Regions from separate parts of the Homo sapiens genome. Here region 2 is linked to region 1. A link is an interaction called in ENCODE POLR2A ChIA-PET data of the cell type or tissue named here. Cell type or tissue: Panc1. All regions are shown on one strand.

Region 1 (2,500 bases):
TAGGTGACAGAAGGAGACTTTGTCTCAAAAAAAAGAAAAAAGAAAAAGAGATGGGGCCTCGCTATGTTGCTCAGGCTGATCTTGAACTCCTAGGCTCAAGCAATTCTCTCTTGTCGGCCTCCCAAAATGTCAGGATTACAGGCGTGAGCCACTGCGCCTGGCCTTCTGTGACTTCTGTATGCTACAGTGTACACAGGACCCACGAGTCCTCCTCTTCATGGTGCGACAATGGTGGAAGGCATGGCCCTTCTCCCATGGTGACATGCAGTCCCTCTGTTCTCAGACTCACACCTGGGCCCATACAGGTGAACCAATCTGGTTGCTAGTGGCAGGTGGCATCTATGAGGCCATTCTCAGGTGGTGGGCCCCACAGCTGACTGTGGACACATGCTGATGTGTCACACACCCAAGCCAGAGCCACACACCTCACACCTGCAGGACCACAGTCCACTATACGAAGCCACTGCACGATGCCAGGTCCCTCTGCATCCTCGGCCAGCCCCAGGCCCTTGGCATCAGGCTGTGGCCCTGGCAGAGACTCACACACCTGTGTCCTTGCTGAAGCCCCTTCACCACACATGAACCAGGACCATCCAGCCCTGAAGCCCCAGGCCTGAAGCCGACAGCCGGACTTTGGGTTGGGGAGGAAAGGATTCATAACCCCAAGGCTCTCTTGCTCCCTCGACAGCTGGGGACAGCTGGGTCCTATTCCCAGCAGGGGTACTGAGCCAGCCTGCGCTTGGGCCACTGCCTGTAGAGGCCACACTCAGCGCCCCGCTCTTAGCAGCTGAGTTGAGCCATGACTCATCCCACCCACCCACCTTGAGGGGCCTCGGTGGTCCTCCCTTCGGTCTCACCAGGCTGCATTTTGGCCCTCTGGGGGCTGGCCCAAGCCGTCCCCTCCCTTCCTGTCCCCTCCCTTCCTGTCCCCTGGGGGAAGGGGCCGCCCCAGCTGGCTGCTGGCTGCCAGCCTCTCCTCCCCTGCACCTAGTGCTAAGACTTTTCCTTGAAAGGGCAGAAGCCAGCTCCTCTCCCGAATCCCAGAATCTGACATTCCAGGACTCCACTAGGCCTGTTTTCCTCTGTGGGAACTAGAGCCAAGGCGAGAGACCCGTGCCAGCCCCGAGGCTCCCGGGGCCCATGGGCCCAGGCATCGGGCTGGTACAGGGCCCCGGGGCTCTCTCAGCCCATCTGTCACCCCTCCCCCCCAACACCCAGATGTCCCGTCTTGGCAGTGCTGTCCCGGACTGCCACATTAATGCTCCAGAACCCGCCAGCTGGGCCCTGGGGCCGGTGGGGCTCCTGCAGAGCCCTGGACAAAGGCGAGGGAGGGAGGGAAGGGGATCCTAAGCACCCCTCCCTCCCTGGCCCTAGGAGGCAGACATGCCCGATGAGATCAACATTGATGAATTGTTGGAGTTAGAGAGTGAAGAGGAGAGAAGCCGGAAAATCCAGGTAGGTGGGGGGACGTGTCCCCCAGCCTCCCACTTTGCACCTCCCTAAAAATAATAGCAATAGTTCACGTGTTTACTGAGTGCTCACTAGATGCCGGGCACTGGTGTGATGGCTTTACATGTATTCACTCACTTAACCCTCACAAAACCCTCCGAAGCAGGCGCTAGTGTGAGCTCCATTTTCCCCATGAGGAAAATGAGGCCCAGAGAGGTTGAATCCCTTGCCCAGTGTCACACAGCTCAGAAGGAGCAGAGCTGGGCATCGAACCCAGGCAGTTTGGCAGCCATGTCTTTGCTTATGGCTTATACCTTTTTAGAGGAGGGAAGTGCTGTGTGACCCTCTCGCCCTCTCTGGATCTAGTAACTCACCCCTGCCCTGAGTCGATCCACATGCCCCTTGGGCTCTGTTCCTCTCTTGAAGCTTGGTGGGCAGTCCACCCTGGAGTCTGACTTCCATTTGTCTTGCTGCTGGGGCCTTTTGGGAAAGGGAAGGGGCTGGAGGGGAGTAGGTGTTAGTCATTTACTGTTTTGTTTTGTTCTTGGTTGGGGGTTTTAGGGACTCCTGAAGTCATGTGGGAAACCTGTCGAGGTGAGTTTTCTCTCCCTCATTCTCTCCCTGTTCTGGCCCCAAGTACTCTGATGGGGGAGGGGGAAGAAGCTGGCAGAAGGGTCTCTGGGGAACACCACCCGGCCCCACCACCCCCGGCCCCAACCTGCCCTCCGCAGCTCTTTCTGGTCTCCAGGGGTGTCTTTTGTCCTCCTACTTGTCTCTCTCCCTCTCTCCCCCATCTGCTGAGGGGGCTCCATTCTGTCCTCCCCCATCTGCCCTGTTTTTGCCTCTCCTGTGCCTGTCCTTTGGCCACCAGCCTTCGGGCTCAGTCTCCCTCTGTCCTCCCCTGTCACTGCCTCCGCCACCCCGGGCTCCCTTCCCCACCTCTGGGGGCCCTCCATCCTCCCAGGCCCTGAAGCTGAGCGGCCCAACCCCTCCCACTTCCTTCCCTGCTTTAAAAGGGAAAACTATTCATGTTTCTCCAACTAGCTCTAGG
Region 2 (2,500 bases), 550 kb before region 1:
AGCCACCACACCCAGCCCCTTCCTTCTTTTTCCTCTTTTTCCTTCCTCTTTCTCTGTTCTCTCCTCTTTCCTCCCCTCCTTCCTTCCCCCTTCCCTCCTCTCTTCTTCCTTCTCTCTCCTTCCCTCCTTCATTTATTTCCTTTTTCCATCCCCACTTTTTATGTCAACTTCTTTCTTTTCTTTTCCTTCTTTCCTGCCTATTTTATTTTATTTTATTATTTATTTATTTATTTATTTTTATTTATTGATCATTCTTGGGTGTTTCTCAGAGAGGGGGATGTGGCAGGGTCATAGGATAATAGTGGAGAGAAGGTCAGCAGATAAACACGTGAACAAAGGTCTCTGGTTTTCCTAGGCAGAGGGCCCTGCGGCCTTCCACAGTGTTTGTGTCCCTGGGTACTTGAGATTAGGGAGTGGTGATGACTCTTAAGGAGCATGCTGCCTTCAAGCCTCTGTTTAACAAAGCACATCCTGCACAGCCCTTAATCCATTTAACCCTGAGTTGACACACCACATGTCTCAGGGAACACAGGGTAAGGTTACAGATTAACAGCAACTCAAGGCAGAAGAATTTTTCTTAGTACAGAACAAAATGGAGTCTTCTATGTCTACTTCTTTCTACACAGACACAGTAACAATCTGATCTCTCTTTCTTTTCCCCACATTTCCCCCTTTTCTTTTCGACAAAACCGCCATCGTCATCATGGCCCATTCTTGATGGTCGCTGTCTCTTCGGAGCTGTTGGGTACACTTCCCAGACAGGGCGGCCTGGCAGAGGCGCTCCTCACTTCCCAGACGGGGCGGCCGGGCAGAGGCGCTCCTCACCTCCCAGACGAAGGGCGGCCGTTTCCTGCCTATTTTTAAAAATCCTCTTTTAGCGCTTTTCCTTAGTCCCATTACCCTACTGCTGAGAGTCTTGTAATACATTTCATGTGTATTTCCTCCTACCACTTTGTGTTTTTTGCAAAACGTGTACTTTTTGTTTTCCTCTTGAGACTGGGTCTCGCTCTGTTGCCCAGGCTGGAGTGCAGTGATGCAAACAGCTCACTACAGCCTCAACCTCCCCGGGCTCAGGTGATCCTCTCACATTAGCCTCCGGAGTAGCTGGGACTCTAGGTGCACACCACCACGCCCGGCTAATTTTTGTATATTTTTGTAAAGACGGGGTCTTGCTATGTTTCTCAAGCTGGTCTCGAACTCTTGATCTCAAATGATCCCCCACCTTGGCTTCCTAAAGTGCTGGGATTACAGGCATGAGCCACTGCGCCCGGCCAGTGAGCTGATTTTTGACCTTAGCTTGACCTCTGAGCTGTGGACTCCAAGGTTCCTGATGCTGAGGCTGTCCCAGCTCATCCCCAAGACTATCGACTCCCAATGAAAAAGATCCCTGATCCTTGCTTTTTTTTTTTTTTGAGACAGAGTCTTGCTCTGTCACCCAAGCTGGAGTGCAGCAGCGTGATCTCCACTCACTGCAACCTCCACCTCCCGGGTTCAGGCGATTCTCCTGCCTCAGCCTCCTGAGTATCTGGGATTACAGGAGCCCGCCACCATGCCTGGCTAATTTTTGTATTTTTAGTAGAGATGGGGTTTCACTATGTTGGCCAGACTGGTCTCACACTCCTGATCTCAAATGATCCACCCCCCTCAGCCTCCCAAAGTGCTGGGATTAGAGGCGTGAGCCAGGGTGCCCTGCCCTTGCTTCCTGTTTGTACCTTCCCAGGATCATGGGTGCTGACTCCTGACCTCCCATCTCTGCCCTCCAGGTGGTGGTAAATGGAAATCCCTTCTATGAGTACGGGCACCGGCTTCCCCTACAGATGGTCACCCACCTGCAAGTGGATGGGGATCTGCAACTTCAATCAATCAACTTCATCGGAGGCCAGCCCCTCCGGCCCCAGGTGTGAGGGGTCCCATCCCTTCTTGCGTCCTTTCTTTCTAAATTCAGTTCCACATTCATTTTTTTTCTTTTTTTCTTTTTTTCTTTTTTTTTTGAGACGGAGTCTCACTCTGTCGCCCAGGTTGGAGTGCAGTGGCGCGATCTTGGCTCACTGCAAGCTCCGCCTCCCAGGTTCACGCCATTCTCCTGCCTCAGCCTCCCAAATAGCTGGGACTACAGGAGCCTGCCACCACGCCCGGCTAATTTTTTTGTATTTTTAGTAGAGACAGGGTTTCACTGTGTTAGCCAAGATGGTCTCGATCTCCTTACCTCATGATCCACCCACCTCGACTTCCCAAAGTGCTGGGATTACAGGCGTGAGCCACCGCAGTTGGTCTATTTTTTCTTTTTGAGATGGAGTCTTGCTCTGTCTCCCAGGCTGGAGTACAGTGGTGTGATTCTGGCTCACTGCAACCTCTGCCTCCCAGTTTTAAGCAATTCTCCTGCCTCAGCCTCCCAAGTAGCTGGGATTACAGGCACCCACCATCACATCTGGCTAATTTTTGTATTTTTAGTAGAGACGGGGTTTCACCATGTTGGCCAGGCTGGTCTGGAACTCCTGGC

The links. Peaks named below come from ENCODE experiments on the same cell type or tissue, not always from the same donor. Only the 100,000 strongest peaks of a DNase experiment are listed, where the experiment ranks them.
Region 2: POLR2A ChIA-PET joins it to region 1 with 8 read pairs; 2 of 35 experiments call an interaction of 5 or more read pairs at or near these places.

The regions. Positions count from the first base shown.
Region 1 is chr19:38,251,849-38,254,348 of GRCh38, reverse strand. PPP1R14A (protein phosphatase 1 regulatory inhibitor subunit 14A) reads left to right here. Exons shown (of 4, transcript NM_033256.3): 2 at 1,375-1,455; 3 at 2,011-2,043. Among named protein-coding and RNA genes, the nearest start is that of PPP1R14A, 3.3 kb to the left of the region's middle. In Panc1, no CTCF peak of the experiment used is centred here; no DNase peak of the experiment used is centred here; H3K4me3 peaks cover 2,500 bases; H3K27ac peaks cover 2,500 bases.
Region 2 is chr19:38,805,859-38,808,358 of GRCh38, reverse strand. LGALS4 (galectin 4) reads left to right here. Exons shown (of 10, transcript NM_006149.4): 4 at 1,764-1,898. Among named protein-coding and RNA genes, the nearest start is that of LGALS4, 5.8 kb to the left of the region's middle. In Panc1, no CTCF peak of the experiment used is centred here; no DNase peak of the experiment used is centred here.